Linked DNA regions of Homo sapiens: region 2 is linked to region 1. Evidence: read pairs that join two places in POLR2A ChIA-PET (ENCODE). Cell type or tissue: Panc1. All regions are shown on one strand. Links, peaks and the distances in the headings refer to the core of each region. The heading gives the core; the rest is flanking DNA.

What was found. Peaks named below come from ENCODE experiments on the same cell type or tissue, not always from the same donor. Only the 100,000 strongest peaks of a DNase experiment are listed, where the experiment ranks them.
Region 2: POLR2A ChIA-PET joins it to region 1 with 10 read pairs; 2 of 35 experiments call an interaction of 5 or more read pairs at or near these places.

Annotation. Positions count from the first base shown.
Region 1 is chr1:172,013,468-172,016,279 of GRCh38, forward strand. The region is part of intron 4 of DNM3 (dynamin 3); the gene reads left to right. Among named protein-coding and RNA genes, the nearest start is that of MIR3120, 120 kb to the right of the region's middle. In Panc1, for the core only: no CTCF peak of the experiment used is centred there; no DNase peak of the experiment used is centred there.
Region 2 is chr1:172,183,935-172,186,746 of GRCh38, forward strand. The region is part of intron 14 of DNM3 (dynamin 3); the gene reads left to right. Among named protein-coding and RNA genes, the nearest start is that of DNM3OS, 41 kb to the left of the region's middle. In Panc1, for the core only: no CTCF peak of the experiment used is centred there; no DNase peak of the experiment used is centred there; H3K27ac peaks cover 2,500 bases.

The DNA.
Region 1 (2,812 bases), core at 304-2,803:
TGAATAGCTTAGAATATATATGTAGTTCCTGTTTTTGAAGAGACTATGCCCCGGTAGGGAAAATCGAAATATAAGCAGGCTCCTAGTGTTGTATAAGAACTATGATTTCAGTGTACATAGGAAGATTTAAGGGCACAAAGAAAGGGCTCTGAGTTATGCTTGTGGGATCCTGATTGAGGACCCATTAATGAGGTCTGAAAGAAATTTTGAAGGATAGGTAGGAGTTGACCAAAAAAATAAAGAGAAGGGTATTTGGAGCTGATGGGAATGGGATTATAAAGGTGAGGGGGGCATGTGAAGAAGTAAAAGTCATTGGGTTTGACTGAGGCTTAGTATTGGAGTAGGTTGAAGATATTGTTGAGAAATGAAGCTGGTGAGATCACAACTTTTACTTATTGAATGATTTTTATGTACCACATACTTTACAGGTATTATTTAAATTAATACACTTTATTATTTTGAGCAGTTTTAAGTACTCAGCAAAATTAGGCAGCAAGTACAGAGAGTTCCCATATAACCTCATCCCCACCGTGTGCAACCTCCCCTACTATCAGCATTCCACACCAGAGTGGTATATTGTAATCAATTGTCCCACAGACACTTGAACACACATGTTTATAGCAGCACGATTTGCAACGGTGAAAATATGGAACCAGCCTAAATGCCCATCAATCGAGTGGATAAAGAAATTGTGGTATAAATATATATGATGGAATACTGTTCAGCCATTAAAAGGAACAAATTAATGTCATTTGCAGCAACCTGGATGGAACTGGAGACTGTTATTCTAAATGAAGTAACTCAGGAATGTAGACATAAAATTTTAATCTATTTGGGTAAATACAAAGGAGGACAATTACTGAATCATATGGTAATAATATATTTAGTTTTGTTAGAAACTTGCAAACTGTCTTCCAAAGTGGCTATACCATTTTGCATTCCCTCCAGCCATGAATGAGAGTTCCTGTTGCTCCACATCCTCACCAAATTTGGTATTGTCAGTTTTGTGGATCTTAGCCATTCTAATAGGTGTGTAGTGGCATTTCATTGTTGTTTGAAGTTGCAATTTCCTAATGTAATATGATGTTGAACATCTTTTTCATAGGCTTACTTGTCATCTGTTTATCCTCTTTGGTAAGGCTGTTCAGGTATTTTTCTCATTTTTTAATTGAGTTGTTTCTTGTTGAGTTTTAAGAGTATTTTTGTGTATTTTGGATAACAGTTCTTTATAAGATGTGGGGTTTCTTTTGCAATTGTTTTCTTCTAGTCTGTGACTTGTTTTCTCACTTTTTAATTTTTTTTTCTGAGCAGAGCTTTTAAGTTTTAATAAAGTCCCCTTATTGATTATTTCTTTCATGGATCATGTCTTTGGTGTTGTGTCTAGAAAGTTATTGCTGTACCAGGGTGATGTAGGTTTTTATCCTATGTTAACTTTTAGGAGTCTTTTCAGCTTTGTGGGTCTATTACCCACCTTGAGTTAATTTTTATTAGGAGTGTGAGGTTTGTGTCTATATTCATCTTTTAGCATGTAGGTGTCCAGTTTTTTCAGCAAAATTTTTTGAAAAAACTCTTTGCTCCACCATATTGCCTTTGTATCTTTGTCAAGGATCTGTTGACTGTATTTATATGGGTCTGTTTCTGGGCTCTATTTTATTGTTTTACATGTCTATTCTTTCACTAGTACTACACTGTGTTGATTACTGCAGCTTTATTGTAAGTCTTAAAGTCAGAGGTGTCAGTCCTCCAGCTTTGTTCTTCTTTTATATTGTGTTGGCTATCCTGGGCTCTTTGCTTCTCCATACAAAACTTAGAATCAGTTTGTTGATATCCACAAAATAACTGACTGGGATTTTGATTGAGATTTCATTGAATCTATAGATTAAGTTGGGAAGAACTAATATCTTTGCAATATTGAGTCTTTCTACTTGTTAACATGTAAATAGCTCTTCATTTATTTAGTTCTTCTTTAATATCTTTCATCAGAGTTTTGTAGTTTTCCTCATACGGATCTTGCATATATTTTGTTAAATTTATACTTAAATATTTCATTTTGGGGGGTTCTAATGTAAATAGTAATGTACTTTTAATTTCAAATTCTGCTTGTTTATTGCTGGTATATAGGAAAATGATTGACTTTTATATATTAACCTTGTATTCTGTAAACTCTCTATAATTGCTTATTAGTTTCAGGAGTGTTTTTGTCAATACTTTTGGATTTTCTATATACATAATTATGTCATCTGTGAGCAAAGACACTTTTATTTCTTCCTTTACAATCTATAAAGAGTTATTTCATTTTCTTTTCTTATTGCATTAGCTAGGACTTCCAGTATGATGCTGAAAAGCACTGGTGAGAGAGAACATTTTTGCCTTTTTCCTGATGTCAGTGGGAAAGCTTTGAGGTTTTCACCATTAAGAATGATGTTGGATGGGCACAGTGGCTCATGCCTGTAATCCCAGCACTTTGGGAGGCCAAGGTGGGTGGATCACCTGAGGTCAGGAGTTTGAGAGCAGCGTGGCCAACATGGTGAAACCCCATCTCTACTAAAATTACAAAAAAAAAAAAAAAATTAGCCAGGCATGGTGCTGGGTGCCTGTAATCCCAGCTACTTGGGAGGCTGAGGCAGGAGAATCACTTGAACTCAGGATGCAGAGGTTGCAGTGAGCCAAGATTGTGCCACTGCACTCCAGTCTGGGCAAGAGAGTGAGACTCCATCTCAAAAAAAAAAAAAGAAAAAAAAAAGAATGATGTTAACTGTAGGTGTTTTGTAGATGTAGATGTTCTTTATCAAGTTGAGAAAGTTACCCTCTA
Region 2 (2,812 bases), core at 79-2,578, 170 kb after region 1:
TCAGCAGTGTAATAGAAATTAATATTCTAGTACTCAAAACAACAGCAATCATAACAATAATAGCAAAATCTATGTTCTTGGCTCAGTTACACTCAAGTAATAGCTTGACCTTGGATTAGTTGCTTTATCTCAATTTTATTTCTGCAAAGTAGCGTGAGGATCCCTATCCTGCTCACCTCACAAGTTGTGAAGTTCATTAGGTTTATTGTTGCAATGTTTTCTAAATCTTCTCATTAAATGATGTTAAAACCTACTAAGAACTCAAACAATCCCAGACACACTGATGGAGAATTTAGATATGTAGTCTGAATATAGCATCAGACAACCTGAACTGTTAAACAAGCAAAGAAAATTATCACAAAATAAACATGGAAAATATCATTACATTGACCACCATTTAAATTGCACAGTTCTTGTAAGACATACCCACTACATAAAATAAAACCCATCTGCAGAGACACAGCAGTTTTTCTGCAGTTGGGAGTTGGTGATTGAAAAGTAGGAATTTGAAATTAATTTTTTTTAGAAATTGAGAAATTTTATCCTCCCTTCTAAACAATGACCCTCAACACAGTAATGAGCAGCACAATCTGGAGGGTATGGTAATATCCCAGAATATGTCCCCAGGCTAGGTGCTCAGGGCCTAACTTGCCTTTTTAAGAAATTCATTGTTTCTGTTGAATGTTGCTCTCTTCATATTGTCTACTTTAAAAGACAAATACTTCTGGGATGTGTAAGCCCAGGAATGGGAAAGGAGGAAAAATCATCTTAGAGTTTATTAAGTACGGAATCTGACCCATGGACTTGATATGTGCATTCTCATTGCAGACTTGGGTTTGGGGTTTTACAAATGTAGAATCCAAATATTAGAGAAGTTCATCGCTTTCCTGTCACCCTCTTAAGGGAATGAACTGTGTAGCTGAGATTTGATCCCCTAGTTGGTCTGCCAGCAAGCCCATGTTCTTTCTTTTGCACACCCTATACCATATAATAAATTAATTCATGAGATGCTGTCTTTGTAACAGCTGAGAATTGGAACACTAAGAGAGCATCGAACATCTGGAATAGAAGTAAAGTGATTTGGAAAAAAAAAGGGAGGCTGGAAACTTAGTCAACACATAGGGGCAGCTCCTCTCACTCAGTGTTCATGCTGGGTCCTGAAGATAAGTAGGTTTTGCTCTTTGCCTCAGTGGTCTTTGACGGACTCTGGGTACTAAAGCTAAGATGGAATTGAGGGAAGCTCCTAATGCCTCCTTTATTTGCATCGGCAGTGAGATTGAAAGAGGCCCCTTCAGTGTGTGAATACCTGAAATTAAAGACTAGAAATATGCATTTAGACTGTTTACTTTAGGTTTCCTGTTTACATTTGTTCCAATTTTATTCTCTCACTGGGGAGTAGAATTGGAATGCAGAGAAAAAGGGGTGAGCACAAGACAAAGGGAAGTGAAACTCAATTTTGAAAGCAGAACCATTTTTACATTTAAGTTGAACTGTGGTTTTAAAACATTTAGCTCTCTATTGGAAACCATTGTGGGTGGGGTGCATTTGTAACAGAGCTTCACCTAATTCATTCTATATGCTTGGCAGAGGAAAGGCTGAAATCAGAGCCAAATTCCAAAGAGCCTCTGAGGGAAGCAAGGTCACACTCTATTCAGAATTATATAGCAACCTGGCCTAAACAGAAGATTTTTAATGTGTTTGTGCACTTAGGAATCATTTTTCTAGACTTTGGTAATTGTTTATCCATTTTGTGAAGTTCTATTGTAAATGTATTGCAAACACTGCTTCATAGCTAGATAAGAACAACTGCTGAATAATCTAAGTCAACTAAGTTTATTTCATAGCTGGTTTTGAAACTGGGAATAAAATAATATAGAAGGGTTTATTGATTAGTTCCACTGTCATAATAAGCCTGGAGAAATGTCTTAGGAGCCACATTTTGACTTTTTTGTCTGACGAATTTGGCCCATCCTCAAATAAAAATTGTTTTTTAATTCCAAGCAGTCATATTATGAACAGTTGTTATATTTTACATTGTTTTATAATTGGTCTCCTGCATGATAAAACTCATTTGCAAGGCAGAAAGGCAAAAATGTGAGAAGCAAGAAACCAATTTATTGTTAATCAATAATTACAATAAAAATGGGAATAAGGAGAAATGTGATTTTAACTCACTTCCTGGGAAGACATTCCAGAGTTTGGGGGATGACAGAACATCTTTTGGGTGCTTAGGGACCAAAAGGGAGTGAGGACTTCAGACTTTGAAGTTATTTTTGCTTACGACCAACCAACTTTACCTCAAAGTGCAGAGTGCTTAAAAGTTAATTTAAACGTCGGTTACAAATTCCAAGAAATGTGGAGATATAACCCAGAAAGGCAACATGACCTAGAGAGCTGAACAAGGGTTTGGGAATGTGGACTTGGTTGTTAACCCTGTGTCAGTTGCTGTTTTTTTTTTTAACTTTGTAATGATGAAATGCAGTTTCCATTCTCCTGACCACCTTAAGGTAGTACCAATCGTGGGTAAAATAATATAGAAGAGATATAATATAAAAGGGGAAATAATTTAGAAGGACAATGCTGTCCCCCCCTTTTGAAGATGACATGGATTTAGAGCAAAGTTTTGGTTATTTTTGAGAGGTCCAGAATCCAGGCATCTGCCTCTTTTGATACAAAGGCTGCTACTTCTTGCTTCTTCAAGGGACTTCTCACCCTCTATTGATGGTCAGCCCCCTCTCACTGAAGGAATCAGAATCAATTGGTGATAGAAAGTTTTGAGAGCATCATTTGCCAGCCTGGAAGTATTTTTCAT